Linked DNA regions of Mus musculus: region 2 is linked to region 1. The links are chromatin loops, found by intact Hi-C in ENCODE. Cell type or tissue: left cerebral cortex. All regions are shown on one strand. Each heading gives the region's core, and the rest is flanking DNA. Links, peaks and the distances in the headings are about the cores only.

Evidence for each region. Peaks named below come from ENCODE experiments on the same cell type or tissue, not always from the same donor. Only the 100,000 strongest peaks of a DNase experiment are listed, where the experiment ranks them.
Region 2: it touches region 1 in a loop (2.3-fold over the local background); 8 of 42 quality-filtered maps call a loop at or near these places.

Annotation. Positions count from the first base shown.
Region 1 is chr4:108,571,982-108,583,252 of GRCm38, forward strand. It overlaps Prpf38a (PRP38 pre-mRNA processing factor 38 (yeast) domain containing A), which reads right to left and starts at 7,355. Exons shown (of 10, transcript NM_172697.3): 1 at 7,004-7,355; 2 at 4,948-5,107; 3 at 3,388-3,509; 4 at 825-910. The coding sequence starts at 7,133. It overlaps Orc1 (origin recognition complex, subunit 1), which reads left to right and starts at 7,473. Exons shown (of 17, transcript NM_011015.2): 1 at 7,473-7,594. In left cerebral cortex, for the core only: no CTCF peak of the experiment used is centred there; a DNase peak (open chromatin) is centred at 7,342; H3K4me3 peaks cover 1,803 bases; H3K27ac peaks cover 567 bases.
Region 2 is chr4:108,501,250-108,512,627 of GRCm38, forward strand. Tut4 (terminal uridylyl transferase 4) reads left to right here. Exons shown (of 31, transcript NM_175472.4): 9 at 1,717-1,786; 10 at 4,575-4,701; 11 at 6,658-6,777; 12 at 6,972-7,184; 13 at 10,787-10,961. Among named protein-coding and RNA genes, the nearest start is that of Gm23138, 8.9 kb to the left of the region's middle. In left cerebral cortex, for the core only: no CTCF peak of the experiment used is centred there; no DNase peak of the experiment used is centred there.

The DNA.
Region 1 (11,271 bases), core at 3,272-11,271:
GGGACTTGAACTCAGGTCCTTATGTTTACAGATCAAGCACTCTTAACCACTGAACCATTTCGCTAACACTGGGCGGTTTTTGTTTGTTTTGTTTTTGTTGTTGTTTGTAGGGTTCTTTGGTGGTGAGGCTTATTTGTTTTTTGAGATGGTCTCACCATGAAGGCTTAGTTGTCCTAGAGCTAGAGCAGGTTTCCAAGTGCTGGGACTAAAGTCCAGCACCACAATTATTATGCCTGGCACAATAAACTTTCGGTAAGGTTGTTTAGTTCTTTCAATATTTTACAATTTTATCTGTGAAGCACATATGCCAGAGTGTACATGTGGATGCTAGGTTAGCTGATCTGTAAGCTTTTGGCATTATCCTCCGTCTTCCTTCTGTGTGGGTTCTAAGGATATGAACTCAGAGTGTCAGGCTTGTACAGCAAGTGTTTTACCCACTAAGCCATTTTCTCAGGCCTAAAGGTTCTCCTTTTTTTTGTTGCTTCATGAATAGTTATCACTTTGGGTGTGAAGGAAGATGATAAACAAGACACAAGACGTTTAAAGGATTGAGTGTTTTCTTTCTCATTCTGAGTGATCTTTCTTCTGTTTCTTAGCCTAGCTTACCAATTTGAAAAAACAATACTCCAGGTATATTTGGGATAAGACATCCTTTCCTCTATTCATTTTCAAAGCCTACCCATGAAACATTACCTGCTTTTATCTCATTCCCTACCCTTTGTAAATTTTGGTATAAGGACTTATTAAGACAACTCTTAAAGCTTCAGTGTTTCAGTAGGTATTTGTGTTTATGTGAGAAGTAAAAGGTGACCTTTGTCTCATACCTGTAGCCGGGGCAAAATGATATCACAGACTCTCTCACTGTGCAGGAGTTCATAAATGAACTCATCTACATGCATCAGCACAAACTCTGGAAGAGAAAAATGACTAGATTAAGCAACCTGCAAATGACTTAGTTACGCAAAGAGTAAAAGAATCATGAAAGTTTATGTGAAGCTCCCTACGTGCCACACCTTTCCTTCCTTCCTTTCTTTTGGAGACAAGAACTGAAAGTAGGGCCTTGTGCTTGCTAGTGCTTCATCACTATGTTAAATCCCCAACCTTACCTTACCACTGGACTAAGTCCCCAACTTTGTGCCTTACCTCTTTAAAAATGTTTACTTACATTTATTATTTACATATACCACGCCCATGCACAAGCTTTTGCTACAGAATATATGTAGCAGCCAGAAAAAAACTTTCCAGAATTTATCCTCTTCAACCATATGGGTCTCAGCCTTGACAGGAGGTATCAGCCCAGTCAAGCCTCTTTAGAAAGAAACTAAGAGATGAATGAGGGGTCTAGAGAGATGGCTCAGTGGTTAAGAGTGCTGACTGCTCTTCTGAAGGTCCTGATTTCAAATCCCAGCAACTACATGGTGGCTCTCAACAATCCACAATGAGATCTGACGTCCTCTTCTGGGGTGTCTGAAGACAGCTACAGTGTACTTAGATATAATAAAAAATAAATGTTTAGGTTGGAGCAAGCAGGGCTATCTGAAGCAAGCAATCTTCATTCCCAGCAACCACATGATGGCTCACAACCATCAGTACAGCTACAGTGTACTCATACACATAAAATAAATCTTAAAAAAAAAAAAAAAAAAAAGAGAGATGAATGAGGCTGTTCCAGGTAGCAGAAGCAAAAAACAGGAGACAGAAACATAAAGGCAGACACTATTGGTCTTGAATTATGTCATATAGTCTTGACTAGATTAGATAACTCAAGAATCATCATTCATGTTAATTTTAATAGATCACTTAATAGTAACTTCTCCCACTAATCCATAATGTCCCCAAATATACTATATTTCTCTTTTAGAGGCCTGTGGTGAGATAGCTGAGTAGGTCAAAGCTCTTGCTACACATGCCTGATGATATGAGTTTGAGTCCTAGAACTCACAATAGGAAAAGCAAAACAAAACAAACCCCAATAACTCTCAGATTTGTCTGACTTCTACACATGCACAATAGCACATACGTGCTTACAATCACAATATAGACAAAATATTAAAACAAAAATATTTATTTTTTTATAACATAAAATGACAATTTTTTAGAATCTCCATAGCAATATTAACTTAGTTGTATGGCTCAAGTGACTTCGCATACCTCTATCACCCTACTCAAAGAAAGTGTAATTAAGTCTAGTAGTGAGTGGGCCGGGATACTGCTCAACATATTGTCATGCACAGGACCACCACAGAGCATCTTAGATACCACAGTCATGTTGCTTCTAGTTCGTGAGTGACATAACACCTGGCATATTACCAACTCTCAATATATATGTTTCAGTGAAGAAATAAATTAATAAAAGTTTAAAGTATAATACAGATTGAGAATTCCTAAGGAGTATTTGAGGTTTCTGGATAGAGATGATCAATTGATAGTTTATATGACCATTCTAAAATCTAAAATGCCCTGAAATCTGCAATACTTTCGTTTTAAGCCATTTTGAATAGGGGAATATTCAACTCACACTAAATTGTTAATCTTCTATATCCCGAAGAAGATAGGTGTCTCTCCACTGGAGAGTCTCTGATTATATTACTAGAAATCCTTCCTCAGCACAGGTGTATCTCCAAGGCCAAGGCCAGTAGCCCAGTGGCAGAGCACTCACCTCACATGCATGCTGCCCTCCCTAGGTTCAATTCTCCAATACTATTCCCTCCCAAGACATGCATGGTAGTGCACTCTTGTAATTCCCATATTTGAGAGGCAGAGGCCAGAGAATCAGAAGTTTGAAGTCATTCTCAGCTACAGTACAGAGTTACATGTCCTCAAAACAAAGCAAAACAAAGATGTAGCTACAAAAGATAGAAACAGGGGGGTGGGTATGGGGGACCTTTGGGATAGCATTGAAAATGTAAATGAGGAAAATACCTAAAAAAAAAAAAAAAAAAAAGATAGAAACATCTCCTTGGATATGCTTAGTATCTTCAGTGGAGTCCCTATATGAGTAACATAGGTCCACTTAGTCTACAGAGTACAGCATAGTGTGGAAACAATCCTAGAGAAGCAGCCTGCAGGGGAAAGAATGTCAAGCTGTAGGATTTGGAAACTAACCTTGGGCAGGCTAACGCAGGTTTTATAAAGAAACCATTTTGAAGCTTCTACATCTTGTGGATGGAGCATATGTGGAAAATATATCTGACTTAAGTCAGTGTTTAACATGAAATGCAGCAGGGAAGGAAGGCAGCCATGTTCCCAAGGGGTTAAGGCCCACCAAGGCTAAGGCTTCCCCTGACGGAAGGGACACAGCGACAATGCCCATGCACAGGAACACTCAGCGCGTGTGAAAACGAGTGACAGGCCAAGGAACAACAGTCTAGAGACTTGGCCTCATACCTCCATTTCGGTTCTGGCTCTTGATTTTTCGATAGTCATTGTACAAAGGCTCCAAGTACTTGTAGCAATCAATTGCAGTTCCTGTGAGCCGCATGTAAAGTGCCCCCAGCATCCGGACATACCTACCAGAGAGAGTACAGTGAAACAGCAGGCCATTTCAAGACTTCCTGAGTTTTATAACTGGCTTTTCTCATGACAACAGTCGGTAAAAATGTTTCTTGGTTTTTTTTTTTCTTCTTGTTATCAGATAAAGCTGTAATTCTGAAGATATCGTAGAACAGATGATGGCTAAAATATGGAGACCTAGTCAACTTCCTAATCTACCGATCACGAGCTGTGAGGGCTTGCTACATGTTGTTCAACTTTCAGGTATATCATCTGTAAAACTTTACAGAATTAGCCTAAGATTCCAAAAAGGTAACACTTACAACACAGTAAACATAATATATATTTTATAATAATGCTAGAACATGCATACATAGGCACAAATGTAGGTTCTAGATAAAGGTCAAAGTCATAGAGGTTAAAATTCTGATTTCATAAATTACTAACTTTAGTACCAGATATTGAACGTGTTTTCTCAACCTCTAAAATGGAGAATCTGCTACCTAATGTACTACCTTGGTGCAATAAATAAATGCAAGAAAACTATAGTGTTATCAACAGTATGAGCATATGTTCTTACTAAGTTAATTTCTAATTGTCTTTTTTAAGTATTATCCCTCCTTTTTCATCTCATATATCCAATTCCTTACTCAAATCTCCATTTGAAATTCAAGCTTCATCATGTGAGAAGAACAGTACAGCAATGAATATGCATTCTGGCAGGAATCCTAAGTGAAGCCTAGTACTCAGGAGGCAGCGGATAGAGGACTGCCATAAATACAAGATTAGCCAGGACTGCATTGTGAGGCAATATCTCAAAAAAACCAAACCAAACCAAACCAAACCATCCTCTGAAGCCAGCTTTACCTCTCCAGCTCACATTGGAGGAATCAGACTCAGCCCCCTGGCATTTTTCTGCCCTCAGGCTTGATCTCAGCCACAGATCTATGAATCACTATATGTGAAGCCCTTAAAACATATTTTGTTCGGCATAGGATCAGCTAATATACCTGCCTCCTACACCTGCCTCTGCATTCCTAGAGAATAGATAATATGAAACAGCTAATTACGTTTACCCTACATTGATAGGCTTTAAATAATTAAAGAAATTCTATGGGGTCACAGTCAATAGGTAACAAAGTCTAAATAAGATACAGAACTAACCTTTCAACTAACATCTTATGTTGTATGACTCCCACATCTGATGGCTACCAACATATGGCTTTGATGAGAATCTGTGTGTATGTGTGTATGTATGCATATGTACAAATACTATGTGTGTATACTTATTTAATTTGTGAAATCTGTTTGGGGGAAGGGGGAGTTAGGTCTATGTTACCACAGCAAACAAAATACAAGTTCAAGGGCAAAAGCGTGTGGAAATGAAACACAACAGTCCTATTAACAAAGCCAATTCTGAACCACTAGAAGTGTTGTACTTGTTAACATACTCACTTGAAATCTTCATTTTTTATGAACTCAACAATGATATCCTTCTCAGGTTGAATCTGAAGCATTTTCAAGGTTAAACACAAAAAAGGAGTTGGCTTTATGTTTCCACCATACACACCACCAACGAACTTTAACTCCATGGCTTTGTCCACTACAAGTTCAGCTGAAACAGCCAAAAACAAAGTGACATACATCTTAGACATATTAAAGGCTTTAGTTTTTCTTGGCCTTAGTTTTTCTTGGTTGGAAGGTTAAATAGCTAAAGGTTTAGAGTTCCTAAATAGTCAATAAGAATTTAATATTAAGAGAACAAGAGCTTATTAATAACAGCCTTAAAAAGGAAAAAAACAAAAAACCCTGAGCATGGTGATGATTGCTCAGTCCCAGCACTCAGGAGGCAGAGGTAAGCAGATCTCTGGGTCTGAGGCAGCCTAGTCTGCAGAGTGAGTTTTAGAACAGCCAGGGCTACATATGCCTGGAACTACAGCACTACAGAGAGAGACAGACCCCTCGTCCCAGTCTCCATTAATTGTTTAGTCCATCAAGGAAGGGTGGGACTCATGAGTCCTCAATCTTTATACAACAAATTATGAGGGAAAAGTCCTCTTATTACTACCAGATGCTGGTCTGGGGTGGTGTACAACTTTAATGCCGGAACTCGGGAGACAGAGGCAGGCACATCTCTGTGAGTTCAGGGCCAGCCTGGTCTACAGAGTGAGTTCCTGGACAGCCAGGGCCAGGACTACACAGAGAAACCCTGTCTAAAACAAAACAAAAAAACAAATAATCATTGTCCTGGCTTCCAGCTAAGGATAATGAGAACAAAAAAGAGCTTAAGTGATTTTACATGCTCAAGAACCACAGCCAGAGTCACACCAGGTGAAGCTGAACAAAGCTACGACAGCTGACAGAGAGCCACTCTAAAAAACTTAGGAGCCAGCGAGGTGGCTCATGCCTTTAATCCTAGGGACCAGAAGGGGAAGGCAGATGAATCTCTGTGTGTTCAAGAGAGTTCCAGGCCATCCAAGGCCCCCTGTCTCAGGGGAAAAAAACAACAACAAAAAAACCCCAAAACAAAACAGAAACCTAAAGGACTAGGGGAAGCAGGTCAAAAATGAAACTACTGACCCATTTAAGAACAGCAAGAATTTTATTATAGGAATGGTGAAGTTCCTTGAACATCTTCAAGCTGCATTAAAGGAACCCTTATCTGGTCCCTGAGATAAACAATCTAGGACCCAGCAGACTATCAATAAATAAATAAACAAATAAATTAATTAATTTAAAAAAATGGAATGGCTCAAAAAAAAAAAAAAAAAACTAAAGAAATCCTTCAGCATCAAGAAAGACCGGTCAAGCCGGGTGTAGTGGCGCACACCTTTAATCCCAGCACTCGAAGGCAGAGGCAGGTGGATTTCTGAGTTCGAGGCCAGCCTGGTCTACAAAGTGAGTTCCAGGACAGCAAGGGCTATAGAGAAACCCTGTCTCGAAAAACAAAACAAAAAAAAGAAAGACCGGTCAAGCAGGACGTGGTGGCGCACGCCTTTAATCCCAGCACTTGGGAGGCAGAGGCAGAGGCAGGCGGATTTCTGAGTTCGAGTTCGAGGACAGCCTGGTCTACAAAGTGAGTTCCAGGACATAGGACAGCCAGGGCTACAGAGAAACCCTGTCTCGGAGCCCACCCCCCCCCCCCCCCAAAGAAAGAAAGAAAGAAAGAAAGAAAGAAAGAAGGAAAGACCGGTGAGCCCTGCGGTGCTGGTGTATTCCTTGAATTCCAGCACTCGGGAGACAGAGGCAGTTCGAAGCCAGCAGTTCTCCAGGACAGCCAGGGCTATTACAGAGAAACCCTGTCTCGGAAAACGGAAAAGAAAAAAGAGAAAAGAGAAAAAGATCGTGTCAGATTTGTCTGTGTCCCGTCTAGTACAAGTCCAGGCACAGAGCAGTTTATATGAATAGTTGACATACTCTTCCAGTATCACCCCCAAAGGGTCCGTCCTTCCTCACTCAGACAGAAGAAACCACCCGTAAGCCGAGACGCGGGCTGCGCGCTGTCGCTCACCTGTAAGTCCAAAACACTCTTCTTTCCAGTACTTTGATTCATAGATTCGCGTCCGGATGATCTTCTCCACCAGATACTGAGGGTTGGTGCCATGGATGCTGTGGGCATCCTTCACTGTACGGTTCGCCATTTTAGAACTCTTTCAATTCTATTTCCGTCGGCTTGCTTAATACGTCACATTCAGTATTTATTTAAAAGAAGGGAAAAAAAAAAAAGGACTACCGGAGGCTAGGGAAACATTAAGGAATCCCTTGCGACCGCGGAAAGCCACCAGCTTCGTACCGGAAGCTGTGGCGTAGAACTCTTTCGCCGGAATACGCACACCCCGCACCAGAGAGGGCCCAAGCAAATTGGCGGAAGTACGTCATGAACCCCCGGGAGGGCGTGGCGAGTGTCCGAAACGCCAATCAGAATCACACTGTGGGCGGGGTTTCGGTTAGTGGCGCGAAAAGTTTTCTCCTGTGCCTTCAGTTCTTAGTCAGCTGAGAGCTGGGACTACGTGTTGTAGCCGTGGTCTCCCGGAGGAGCCAGACCTGGACGAGCGAGCGTCCCCCAGCTACTCCAGTGCCTGGACTGCAAAGCGTCGGCGAGGTGAGTGCGGGTCGTTGTCCACGGACTGCATACACGTGCACCTAGGGCCGTCGGTGCCGGCACCGCTCGCAAGCCTGTAAACCTTCTCGCCTCCCCGGAGCTCCAGGAACACTTCCTGCACTGAAGGAGACCTCGGAGAAGCGGGTGGCGCCGGCCCTCGGTGGGGAGCCTAAGGCTTTGGCTCTCCGCGTGCACTGCTTCTGAAAAGCACTCGCAACCTTTCCTCTGGAACCGCGGAGCTGGTGTTGCTCTCCGCTTTACTGGTGATTCCGCCCAGAGACAGACTTTCTCTAAGTCACTTTCTGGGACTTTGGCGTCTCCTCTCCACATGGCTTGCCCTTAAGTGAGCTTTCATCTCCAATCACTGGAGAAAACATCTAATGGCTCGTATTCTACTTTCTTGGGTCTAGCCTTCTCTTAACAATTGGAGAAATTGGGAGTTCTAAGCTTTGAGCTGTGAGATTCCTGTCACGAGGTCTTTTTAGTTTTCCATAGAAGTCGAATAATCGTAATTATTTTCTACTGTAATGGTTTTTAGACATTTTTCTGTGTAGAGCCGGCTGTCCTGTAGCTTGCTCAGAACCAGGCTGGTCTCGAATTTAGAGACTGCCTCTGCCTCAGGCCCTAGAATTAATGGCATGCACCACCACACCCTGTTTTTTCAGAATTAGATTGGGGAAGGTGCGGGAGGGGGGTTCAAAACAGAGTTTCTCTCTGTAGCCCCGTTTGTCCTGGAACACTTATAGACACACATCTCAGCCCCCTCTCCTGAGAGGCTCCTCCAGACTGTTGTTGCTAATCCTTCCTATAGACAAGTTGTTCCTCTGGCTTCAGGATGAAGTTCTGGGGACAAGTCAAACTTCTTGGAATCCATTGTTTCAATAGTTGGCTACAGTAGGATGGGCATTGGTTTATCATACCGTATTTTCTCTTAGTCTGATTATCTTAGAACAGTGCTTAGCACACAGGCCTCAAATAATATTGGTTGAATAAAAAGAGATACTATTTTTCCATTTTGTGGATTAGGAAATGGGTCCGGTGGACCTGCCACTCTGATTGGGAAGCTGTATATATTACTGTATATAATAAGCTGCCAGAAGTAAATACTATTTTCACAGGTGATACGATGATACATAAGGTAAGGTAGCTTATTGGTATCTGACTGTTCAGACTTAACTTGTACAAAGATAACATCTCCCTTTCATTAGCAAATATTTATTATTGAGCATCTTCTATGAATTTACATTGTTCTGGGGTTACTTTAAAGATTTAAATGAGGTACATGTGTCAAGAGTTTGGGCTTAACTTTTATTAAGGTTCCTTTTATGTTTTTGCATTGGGTATGGTTCCTGTACTGGGTTCAGACTTGTGGTGTCCTTCCATGGATATCGCTAGAAGTCAAACTCTTCTCTTTGCCAAACCAATCCTCCTGGCTCCCCAGTCCATTCACCATTTTTGCTGATAATCAAAATCATTTTGCTGATGGAGGGGGGGGGTTGGGGGTGTGTGGAAGAGTAGTTGATTGAGCTGTGTATTAGCATTTCAACATGCTTTTATATGAGTGTCATTCCTCAGTGGAAAGTTGATGAATAATTAGGATTTCTGGAAAGAAGTCCTAAGGACAGCAGGTAGCAGGCCTTTTGTACTGTAGGCATCTAACTTGTCATCTTTTCATTTTGTGAGGAATCCTACATTTTGTGTGCATGTGTTTGCCAACTTTCTGTTGCTATGACACAGTACTTGAAAAAAAAAACAAGGAAGATAGATTTACTTTGGCTTACAATTTCAGATATTTCTGTCTAGGGTCATGTTAGGACAAGATAAGGGCACCCCAAAGGCTTGTCCCTAAGGATCTACTCCTTTTACCTAAGTCATGTATGTGGCTATATATGAAGTATGTGCCTGGTGTCTCCAGAGGCCAGAAGGAGGTGTCCTATTCCTTGGAACTGTAGTTAAAGTTGGTTTTAAGCTGCTGTGTGGGTGCTCAGGTTCTCTACAAGGGCAACAGGTACTCTTACCATTGGGCCATCTCTCTAACGCCTGTTTCCTTGATTTTAAGAGATTTCAAAATTTCTATCATCTCCCAAGTAGCCCATCAATTTGTGAACCTTTAATCCATTGAAGAGGTCAGATACTCTGTGAGCCAATCAGTTCCCAAAAGCCTATCACATGGCAGCCCTGGCTTTTATCAGGTGACCTTTGGGAAAATACAATTCCAAGCTACAACAGTGCAAGTTTTTTAATAGTTTGATTAATTTTGTTGTTCTATACTACTAATGGGAACACTTTGGTTCATGTCTTTTCTGATAGGTATACGAATTACCGAGTCATAGAGTGGGCATACATCCAAGAATTTGTATGAAAGTTTTTTTAGTTTCCAAAAATGACTATATAAGGTTTTTGTTGTTGTTTTAATTTTGAGAGAGGGTTTCAGTGTGTCACCCTGGCTGCCATAGAACTCTATATAGACCAGGCTGGACTTGAACTCAGATTTGCCTACCTCTGTTTCTCAACTTCTGGGATTGAGCACCATCATGCCTAGTATCTTTACGACTTTAAATGCCCTTTAAACACCATTTATCTTAAAGTTAGATTATTTGAGGATTATAGAAGCTTTGATGGAAAATAGGAATTTGCTACAGATAAATCATTCAGTTGATATTCCCATTTTATTTAAATGAATACTTACTGAGTACTACAATTTGCTTGAGTCTGTGCTTTTTATTTTAGAGACATTTGTTTTCATTGTGGAAAGTTGGGGCAAGTTACAAGATTTATTTCTTACAATTGTGTGTTGCATCAGTGAATAAAAAGAATATATGTTTGTGATGGTTTGTCTATCCTTGGATCAGGGAGTGGTACCATCTGAAGGTGTGGCCTTGTTGGAATGGGTGTGACCTGGTTAGAATGGGTGTGTCACTGTGGGTGTGGGTATAAGATCCTCACCCTAGTTGCCTGGAAGTCAGTCTTCCACTAGCAGCCTTTGGATGAAGACATAGAACTCTCAGCTCCTCCTGCGCCATGCCTGCCTGGATACTGACATGCTCCCACCTTGATGATAATGGACTGTACCTCTGAACATGTAAGCCAGCCCCAATTAAATGTTGTTTTTATAAGACTTGCCTTGGTCATGGTGTCTGTTCACAGCAGTAAAACCCTGACTAATACAGAAGTTGGTACCAGGAGTGGGGTATTGCTGTGATAGGCCTGACCATGATTTTATTTGAAAGAATATAGATTTTTGGACTTTGGATTTGGAACTCGGTGGAATGCTTTAAATGAGACTTAATGTGTCATCCTAGTAGGAATATGGAAGACTTTGCTGCTGGGAGTAATTTGAACTGTGTTAACCTGGCCCAAGAGATTTCAAAGGAGAAGAATTTCAGTATGTGGCATAAAGACTGTTTTTGTGGTATTTTGGTGAAGAATGTGGCTACTTTTTAACCCTTGTCTGAAAAGTCTGCCTGAGGCAAAGGTGAAGAGACTTGGATTAATTGCATTGACAAAGGAAGGTTCAAAAAAGCCCAGCAGAGACTTTGTTCTCTGGTTAAGTCTCACATAGAGAAGTTTGAACAAGCATAGCAAGCTTAGAAAGGCAAAATATAAAATATATGGTTCGAGTATTGAAGGAGTACCAGGAAGTGAAATGGAGCAAAATCTTGTGTTCTAGGAGATAA
Region 2 (11,378 bases), core at 1,556-9,555, 72 kb before region 1:
CTTTATTTCAACTTTTCTTGTTTGTTCATTTGTTTGTTGTTGTTTGTTTATTTGAGACAGGATTTCTACATAGTCCTGGCTGTCCTGGAACTCCCTATGTAGTCCAGGCTGGCTTAAAAGTGACATAGATCCACATGCCTCTACCTCCTGAGTGCTGGGTGCTGGGATTAAAAGTGTTCTCCCATCATGCCTGGCCATTTTCTTTCTACTGGAAACAATGATAGTAGCCTAAATTAATCATTGTGTTGTATCAACTGAATCATGCCTAGTACTTTTTCATATATTACTTGTCTGGAATGCTTTTTACAAGAAAAAAAGATATTTACATAGGTAAAATACTTTCAAGCAAAATAAAAATAAAAGAGTATAGTATTTCAAAACACACCCCAGTTTATATATTACACCCTAGTAAATTAGTTGGCTCATCCTTCTCCTTTTTTTTTTTTTTTTTTTTTAATTACTTAGGTTTGTTTGTGTGTGTGTGTGTGTGTGTGTGTGTGTGTGTGTGTGTGTCATGGTGATGGTGGTGGTGGTGTGGTATATGCATGATAGTTGTTCTTTTATACCTTCTGGGTCCCTGGAATCAAACTCAGGTTGTCAGGCTTGGAGACATGGACCTTTATCTGCTGAGTCATCTTATTAGCCCATTTATGAGCTTGTTACCATTGGGTTAGGAAATTAATTTATATAAGAAATAACATACTTGTTTTAAATACACAAAAACTTAAAAGCATATTATAAATATGAGTTAAACATAATGGTTTTTGCTTCTTGAGAATTATAGAGAAGTGTTCAGCCTATTATAACTTTAAAACATTCATCTCTTTCACATCAGAGATCATCCTAAGTTATATGTAGGTTTAAAAGCATTTTAAAGTATGTTCTATTTAATATAAACCTGCTATCTAAAAGATTTTTCATATTTTGTGTTTCAAACCTCTCATAAAATTTTTTGTGTTTTTCTGCCATAGTCACTGTGTATAAAGATATTTCTGACATAACGGGTTTCTAGTACATATTTTTAATCATAAATCATTCCATCAGGTACTACTGAGATTTTTCTTTGAGTTTTTTTCCAAATGAAATGTCAATCCATCTGTTTTTACATAAAGTAGATATTTATATTTAATTTTAAAGTTTAATTTATTTTATATACCTGTTCATGCTTGTTTTCTCCTTCCAACACATGCATGCTGGGGATTGAACCTTTCCTGCTGGGCTATCCCCAGGCCCCGAAGTAGGGATTTATGACATGAAGTCTACTTTGGTGGTACATTTCACTGCAGACATATGCTCTTCCCATGTTAGTGTCTCCTTAGGAGCTTCTATTAGGCAGATTTTGAAAATATTAATTAGGTGGGGTCAAGAGCTATACTTGAAAGCAAAACATACTTCTATGGCTGTAGCCCTCAAAAGTAAGTGATATGCCCTCTTTGTTGTATATTCGTGAGTGACATTTCCATATCTACTTGGAAATATTCACATTTTAGAGGTCTTATGGTGCTTATGATTTTTCAGACAGTATTTGATACTGTTGTGGCTTGTGGCATATAACAAATGACTCCAGGAGAGGTAAGAGATTCTTTTGGGTTCATTTTCGTAATGAGAAGAGTGAATTATTTCACAGAAGTAATGAGAGTGAATTTTAGAATGAAATTATTACTTACTCTTTACTAGAAATATTGACATTAACTTACTTTCACCCCCTTTTATTAGCATTATATATAGATGTGGAATCTGATTTTCATGCTAAAGTTCCTGTTGTGGTGTGCAAAGATCGGAAAAGGTTGGTAATGAAGAAAATAAGGTATTTATAAAAACTAACAAAAGCCTGTATGGCTCAGGAGATGGCTCAGTGGGTAAAGGGCTTGCTGCACAAACACGAGACCTGAGGACTTGAGTTTGGATCCCCAGCACCTAGATAACAAGCTGGGTCATCTTCCTGGAAAAAACAGGAAGTTTCTAGGGACATGCTGGGCAGCCAGCTTATCTAAAATGTTGAGCTTCAGGTTTAGTGAGAGACCCTGTTTCAAATAGGAACATAAAGAACAGTAGTCAGAGATACCCACAATTTATGTACCTCTGCTTATTATACACATGTGTGACTGTATCTGTCCATGTTTGTGAATATATACATAAACATGTACATACACTTGCAAGAACATATTCACATGCATATGCACACTCACCCCAGGGTCAGCAAGATGGCTCATTTGCCACATAAATCTGACAAATTGAGTTCTATTCCTTGGATTCCATATAAGCCATTAATCATAAACACTTACATGGTATTTACACAGGGTTCCCTCCCCCCCAAAAGAAAAAAAACATACAAAGAATCAGATTTGTGGCAAACAACTTCAAGAGAAGAAATTGTGTGCCTTAGGTTTCTTACTAGGCTTATTTGACTATACTAGCTGTCATCTATTAAAGCACGTCAAATGCGTGTGATTAAGAAATTGAGCTAGCAGAGAATTAAAAATAAAACACTTTAGGTAAAACTTTTTTTTTCTTTATTTGTCTAAATTCATTTACTCACCCAACAGTGCTAAGAGCAATTACTTTTGTGTAATTATTATATTGCTCTGGACATATAAACGTAAATTAAGAAATAGCCACTCTTGATAAGGTTTTACTGCCTATTATAATCGAGGGGCTAGTGAGATGGCTTAGTGGGTAAGAGCACCTACTGCTAAGCTTGAAAAACTGAGCTTATCCTGAGACATACATCCACAGTAAAAAGAGAGACTAAAAGTTGCCTTCTGACATCCACTAAGGACGTGCATGCATGTGCGCGCGTGCACACACCCAAAATAGTGTTTTTTTTTTTACAATGTAGTTTTTGTTTAATTGCCATGACTCATTGTCTTTCTAGTCAGATGTCTCTCTCTAGGCCTGAGAGGGTAAAAGTACCTTTGAAAAAGGAAAATTAGCCAGTTCTGGTGGTGCATGGTTTTATACACCGTACTGGAGAGGCAGAGGCCCCAGATCTCTATCATTTTGAGGCCAGGCTTGTGTACATGGTGAGTCCCAGACCAGGCAAGACTAAATAGTGAGGCCTTGTCTTAAAAAAATCAAGTAGGATGCTGAATTTTACTTGAGGTCAACATGGGGGAAAAGTACAAAAATAGATGTTTTTCTGTTGATTTATTCAGTTGTTTTTCTTGTAGTCTAACATATTTTCTTATTTAAAGTCAGAAGGTTTTATGGTGATCTAGTTTAAGTAGATTGAATGTGTATGTGTGAACATTGCTTTCCCTGACACATGTGTGAAGGTCAGAAGACAACTTTACAGTCTTAGTGTTCTCCTTCAAAGCTTTTCATGGGCTCCAGGATGGGTTGGGTTGTAAGGGATGGGACTGAAGTCTTCAAGCTGGCTAACCCATCTTTTCAACCTAACTTCCTTATTTTCTAAATTAGAAAATTGAGACTGGGAGGGGTAAGGATTTGTACAAATTTATATCCTTTAAGGCAAATTCAATACTGGAAAATAGGCATTTGACTTCTGGTAGGTCATAGTAAAACAGAAAACAGTGATTTTTTGTTTTTAACATTGTATTAAACTGCCTGTATGGTACATGCAGCTTTAGATTCATTATTCTCTTCTCTTCTCTCTCCTCTCTCCTCTTTCCTCTCTCCTCTCTCCTCTCTCCTCTCTCCCTTCTCTCTCCTCTCTCCTTTCTCCTCTCTCCTCTCCTTTTTTTTCTCTCTCTCTCTCTCTCTCTCCTTCCTTCCTTCTCTCTCTCTCTCTCTCTCTCTCTCTCTCTCTCTCTCTTTCTTTCTTTCTTTCTTTCTTTCTTTCTTTCTTTCTTTCTTTTCCCTTTCCCTCTTCTAGATATTCTCTACTATATTCCTCTCATTCTTAAGGGAGCTCCTGTTTTCTACAAAAGCATGAGTCATGGATTAATAAGTAAATTCTAATCTTTAAATTGAAAGCACCAACAACATTATGAAAGCTTGAATATGAAATTAAAGTTGAGAAGTATAGCTAGTAAATTTGTTTTATTTTTTTAATCATGGACAAAGCAAAAGAGAATGATTTAAGAGAGAAGTATGCTAGTGTTAATGGTGGCTCAGGTTTGTAATTTTCTCTTGAGCTAAAATTGTATTTTTAAATCTATATATCTCTCTATCTATCTATATCTATCTACATATATATCTATATATCCCAAGTGTAGGCTGATAAGGTGGCTCCATGGATAAAGTCACTAGTCCCCATACCTGACCATCTGAGCCTGATCTGTGGGACCCAGCTTGCACGAGTTCCTCTGCTTTCCACATGCACTTCATGGTACACATGTGATCATACACAAGAAATAAATAGAAGAAATGGTTTACTATGACTTAAAACAATTATTTTTTTTATCTATATGTATATCTGTTGTGAGTGCTAAGAATGAAACTAGTGTCTTCTACAAGAGTAGTATAGGATCTTAACTACTAAGCCACTTTTCCAGTCCCTGTAGTAACTGTTTCAGTTATTAAAATATCATGATGGAAAAGAGTAGCGTCTGGGATTTTGAAGCATTCTTCTTTTAAAGGCGTTAATACAATGAATTGTTTCTCATTCACAGTGCTTTACTGTGTAGAGTAAGTGCAGGAAATGATATGGCGTGTCTCACAACTGACTTACTTGCTGCTCTTGGCAAAGTGGAACCCGTCTTCACTCCCTTAGTGCTAGCTTTTCGCTATTGGGCTAAGGTAAGTGGAACAGAAGAAAATTAGTCAAGCTTTTTCTTGTTTTGACATATAATTTATAATGTGTAGAAGAAAGTAGTTGTCTGCCCCACATGGAAAATTGTGTGACTGATTTCACCAAAGACATTAAAATAAGGTTTCATATGCATGTAATAAGTTCCTTTATCCGTCCTTCAAGTTGATGTTTGGAACTATAGATAAGCACTAAACCATTATAATACTTATTTTTTTCATTATTCACATTTGTGGTTAAGTTTAATTTATAAGTAAGAGAATAATAAAATAGAACATTTATGACAGTGCCATGCAATTAGACTTGCAAATTGTTTATTTTTTGAATTTTCCACTTAATTTATGTTCATTGCTCTTTCAAATTTATTTATTTTATGTGTACAGGTGCTTTTCTCAAATGTATGTGTTGGGTGTCTGGGACCTGGGGAGGAGGAGGTGAGAAGAGGGTGTTGGAGCCTCCGGTACTGGAGTTACAGACAATTGTGAGCTGCTATGTGGGTGCTGGGAATTGAATTGAGGTCCTCTACAAGGACAAGTGCTGTTAATCTCCCTTTAAAGAGTTAATCCATCCATCCTTCCTTCCTTCCTTCCTTCCTTCCTTCCTTCCTTCCTTCCTTCCTTCCTTCCTTCCTTCCCTCCCTCCCTCCCTCCCTCCCTCCCTCCCTCTCTCTCTCTCTCTCTCTCTCTTTCTCTCTCTCTCCATCTTCCTTCTCCTTGTTTATTTTGCCTTTTAAGACAGGGTTTCTCTGTATAGCTCTGGCTGCCCCAGAACTCATCTGTAGATCAGGCTGTGCTATGATTCACAGAGATCCTCTTGCCTGTCTTTTGAGTGCTGGGATTAAAGGCGTGTGTGCCACCACACCCTGCTTCCATTACTTTAACTTGAACTTTCCACCTGTCTCTGCCTCCCCAGTGCTGAGATCAAAGACATATATCCCCACACCGGGTTACATTGTATTTTTAATTGTTACACTATAGTCATGTTCTCATGCCAGAAGGGAAGCAAATGGCTCCTTACACACAAATAATTTAAAATAGTTCTATAGTAAATAAAATTATCGTAAATAAAAGACTTAGTAGTTGGGGAGGGATTTGGCAGTGGCCGTTGCTGCTCATTTGGAGAGGGGAATTTGAACAAGATTCTTCACTGGGAGACACTTCTGTCATCAGACGCTGAACCTTACAGTTTTGAAAAAATTGTCCATAGGAACCCCAGTTCTTTTATTATTATTATTTTTTAAAGATTTATTTGTTTTATGTATATGAGTACACTATTGCTCTCTTCACACACACCAGAAGAGAGCTTCAGATCCCATTACAGATGGCTGTGAGCCACCATGTGGTTGCTGGGAATTGAACTCAGGACCTCTGGAAGAGTAGTCAGTGTTCTTAACCACTGAGCCATCTCGCCAGCTTCAGGAACCAATTCTTTATGGCATATGATATTCTCAGAGATAAGAATTGAGCCCGGGGCCAAAAAGGGGGAGTGGGTGGGCAGGGGAGTGGGGGTGGGTGGATATGGGGGACTTTTGGTATAGCATTGGAAATGTAAATGAGTTAAATACCTAATAAAAAATGGAAAAAAAAATATACGAAAATCCATCAATGTAATCCAAAAAAAAAAAAAAAAAAAAAAAAAAGAATTGAGCCCGGCCAATACCCTATTTATTTTAACACTTGAGCATGTAAGACAAGTGTGGCAAGATGCTTGCAAGTTCAAGGCTAGACTACACAGTAAAATCCTGTATCAAAACATGGGGGATGTGTTCAGGAAATCAGTAACGTGGGTATTATATTCTGAATGGTAAGATTCCAGATTATTTCTTAGGTTTCATTTTTATTTGGACTTTTTGTAAAACAAAACAAAAACAGTGAAGAACGAGCTACTGTGTTTCACATGAGTGAAGAAAGCTCAATGCTAGAACTTTTTTCTATTTTATTTTGCAGCTGTGCTATATTGACTCCCAAACTGATGGTGGAATCCCTTCTTACTGCTTTGCTTTGATGGTGATGTTTTTTCTTCAACAAAGAAAACCCCCTCTTCTTCCTTGCTTACTTGGAAGTTGGGTAAGCATGCGTTTGCATTGCAGTGTGTGTGTGTGTGTGTGTGTGTGTGTGTGTGTGTGTGTGTGTGTAGTTCTTATGGAGTGTTGTGCTCAAACATTTTAAGGTGGAATTCTAGTTTCTCTATTTTTTCTCTTTCTCTCTCTTTTATTTTTTAATAATTTTTTATTACTAATTTGGAATGCCCATTTATATAGATTGAAGGCTTTGACCCGAAAAGAATGGATGACTTTCAGCTGAAGGGCATAGTAGAAGAGAAGTTTGTGAAGTGGGAATATAATTCAAGTAGTGCAACTGAGAAAAACTTAATTGCTGATGAAAACAAAGCTAAGGCAGACGAACCAAAAGATGATACCAAGAAGACAGAAACAGACAACCAAAGTAATGCTGCGAAGGCAAAACATGGCAAAGTAAGCTTTTGTTTTTGTTTTTTGTTTTGGCTTTTCTACATGTAGAATTTATGACACCTTTAGTGAACTTCTTGAATAGCAGTAGATTGAGCTCTTGGCCTCATTTCCTCAACTATACAGTGAGGGGTTGAACTGTTTTAGTTTTTGGTACTGAGATTATCTAATACATTTATTTCATGTATTGTTTGAATCCTGTCAAGGCAATTAATTCTGTTTCCTCATTCCTTTCCTATCCTTTTTTTTTTTTTCTTTCTTTTCTTTCTTTCTTGATTTTTTTCAAGACAGGGTTTCTCTGTGTAGCCCTGGCTGTCCTGGAACTCACTTTGTAGACCGGGCTGGCCTCAAACTCAGAAATCCACCTGCCTCTGTCTCCTAAGTGCTGGGATTAAAGGCGTGTACCACCACTGCTTGGCCTGTTTCCTTTTTCATTTCAACCTGTAAAATTCCCTTTATGAATTAGGTTTTCATTAAAGCTTAAGCATATTATGGATTTTTGTAGCCAGATTGTGTGGAGAAATAAAAGTCTTTTGTTCTATAAGGGGCTGGCTTACTTATTTAATTAGTTCAGCACACACTTATTAATAACCTGCTGTGTTCCAAGCATTTTCTTGAGTGCTAGACAACTGTAGGAAAATATACATGGATATTGCCCCTCAGAAACCTGTACTGTTTTAAGATTATAGATGCCTTGTGTTTGAAATGATTGCTCTCTTCAACACTGAATTCTTGTACTTCCCTGATTTTCTTCAGTAATCCCAGTTAATGATCTTGATTTTTAGTTTACTGAAAATACTGAAGCAATCGACAGAGGGCTGTAAACTCACCATCATCTGCTGTCATATACTCACATTCTGCCTTGTTACTTCTTTTTGTAAAGGAACTTCCAGTTTGGAATCTACAGGCATCTTCTCCATTGCCTTCTGAATTAATCCAGGACAGTTATTACTCTAGCAGTTTTCTTTCCTTCCTAAGTTCCAAGTTTTTCATTTATTATTGAGTCAAACATTTTGCCTTTTCTCCCATTTTAAAGAAAAATGTTAGGGGCTCTTTTTCCGAGCTATTGCTTGGTTTCCCTTTGTAGTAAAACTAACAGAATTGGTTATAGTATCCATATTTTTTATTTTTCTCTGTTTTCTTATACATTATCAATTTGCCAAAAACACATTATCAGCTTCTATTTTGTTAAATTTCATGGGTACTTAAAACTATCTCTTTTGGTGCAGTAACATTTCCAGTTGATTATTTCCTTGGTATAATTTCAGTACACCACAGTTGTTGCTGCTTAGTCTTTCTCAGTTTCTTTTGCTGATTTGTTCTTTTCCTTCAGTCAGTTAATGCTGAAGTGCTACAAGCTTGGCTTATGATCTTTTTTGATTTGTCTTCTTTCTTTTGATAGGTTAAGCGCTTTCTGTAGGATGACAAGTACTCTGTTTTGAACTATGTAATTGTATATAACTCCCTATTTAGTGTTGGCTTAGATATCTTTATGTATCTTAACTCACCTTTGGGTCTTATTGTCAAATTTGAAGTTTTTCATGTTTCATCAGTTGATAGTATTCTGTCCTTTCAAGCATCCAGTTTAAAATTTCAGAAGTATCCTTTATTCCTGTCTTTCATGAAAACCCTTTATCAAGTAATTCAGAAATCTTGAATTTTGTTATCTTTACTTCAAAGTATATCCAAAATTCCATCACTTTTCACCACATATAGTTAACTAACCTGGTCCTAGCCAATTTCATTCTGGCCTGGATTTTTACTATAGCCTTCTAACAGATAATCTCTGCATGTACTCCCAGCCTTTATCTGTATTTAACAACATAATAATCTGTCTTTTTTTTTCCCCCTTGGTTTTTCCAGACAGGGTTTCTCTGTGTAGCCCTGGCTGTCCTGGAACTCACTCTGTAGCCAGGCTGGCCTCAAACTCAGAAATCCACCTGCCTCTGCCTCCCGAGTGCTGGGATTAAAGGCGTGCGCCACCATGCCTGGCACAACATAATCTGAGTCATTGTTAAAAAGTTAAATTAGATATTGCCCTTGTTTGTCCTTACACAAACATGGTTTAGTTGTTTTTCATCTAATTAGTATAGAAAAAAGCCAGTAGTTATTGGATCACTCTGCTTCTTCTACCAGCTTTTAGTATTCTCTCTCCTCCCCTTCCTCCTGTGATGCTGAGAGTCATCTGGTTTTCTTTTTAAAGTTAGCCACTCTTTTGCATTAGATATGTTTATCGGTTCCCTGTTCTTATAATACTTTCTTTTCCAGTCAGGTTAGGATTCTTCAACAAAACTGATTTCTGAGACTGAGTTTACTCACTGTAAATTTTTTTTGTTCCTAGATTCCCATCTTCTTTGTTATGTTAACCCTCCCTCCCCAATCCCCCTCCATGGCACTTAGCTGCTTCTAACTTACTATTTAATTTACTTACCAATGTGTTATTTTCTTTTTTGGGGCAGTAAGCGTCATGAAGGCATGCACCTTGGTTTCTTTCCAGAGTATTCCAAATCCCACCTTAAGTTTTTAGCTTTTACTGCTGTTGTCAAAAATCATCTGTGTCTGCAGAATAAGACTCTACCTTATTTGGGTGGAAGTATAATGTGGTGATTTAAAATACAGACACATAGCTGGGCAGTGGTGGCACACACCTTTAATTCCAGCACTTGGGAGGCAGAGGCAGGTGGATTTCTGAGTTTGAGGCCGGCTTGGTCTACAGAATGAGTTCTAGGACAGCCAGGGCTACACAGAGAAACACTGTCTCGAAAAACCAACCCAACCCAACCCAACCCAACCCAACCCAACCCAACCCAACCCAACCCCACAGATAAAGTAGCCAGGAAGCCAGGTGATCATCAGACAGCACCTTGCTTGGTAGTATGTGTTTCAGAGCATTGTTAATGTAGGCTTAGGTTTTAGAGGCAAGCATGAGTAAGGACGGTAGCCATTATATGCTGTAAATATGAGGTTTTTTATTTTAATATCCCTAGCTCAAATCTAGGAACATAGTAGGTTCTAAAGAAAGGTTTGCTGAATAACAATCTTTTTTAGTTTTTGAAAATAAATTTTGCAACAAGAAATTGTAATAGCTGTCCAGTAATTTACAACCTTGACTGTGCATGAAGTTCACTGTAAAGAGCTTTACAAAATTTAAGACTAGTGTAGTGCGTGTAATTTTAATATTTGGAAGGTTGTATCTAGCCTTTGTTACAGCATGAAACACACCTACTCAAAGAAACAAAGAAACACAAAAACCTACAAGGATAAGCCCCTGGGTTCTGTTTACAGCTTTCTCATCCCACACACTCACACATACAGCACCCCGTCCTCAGTCCAAATATGCCATATCAGTTAAATCAGATTCTTGGAGGTGATATGGAATTTCATGCTCACCTGGTGATAGTAATGTGCACTCAAACTTGATAATCACTGGCTTAATGAAAACACAGAATTCCTTGGAGTTCTGTAATTCAAACTGATTGATTGCTTTTTTAAAAAGTGCTTTCTTTATGCCTGACTTTGAAAATATATGTACTTTATTTTTTTCTAATTATCAATTTTTTTATTTTATAGTTTTGAGAAACTTGAATTAAAAGTATTTTCTTTTCCAGTCTCCTTTAACATTGGAAGCACCAAATCAGGTACCCTTGGGACAGTTGTGGTTGGAGCTGCTAAAATTTTACACACTGGATTTTGCTTTGGAGGAATATGTCATATGTGTACGGATACAAGATATTCTAACTAGAGAGAACAAAAACTGGCCTAAAAGGCGGATAGCCATTGAAGGTGAGAGAATACATTGTACATGTGTGAACTATTTGTGTATGTTCCCCATCATTTAACACTGAATCCTAAGCTTTCTTCCTGTGTAAGCTAATGACAATGATGATTGATGTTGACTGGGTTTCACATCAACTTCCAACCATGTAATTATGCTATGACAAAAAACCAAATGTAGTTTGTTCATGCCTGCAATTACAGCACTTGGGGTGCTTAGGCAGGAGAATTGCCTTAATGAGTTTCAGTTTGGCTTAGACTACAAGAGTGAGACTCTGGCTCAGAAAGGCACTATGACAAGAAATGAAATTGTTAGTGTGTTTACTGGAATTTGAAATGTTTCATTTGGTGACTGTGTATCAGGGAAGCACAGTGATACAGGTTCTCTTAATTTCTTGCTTGAAACCGTAATTGAGTTGACTGTAT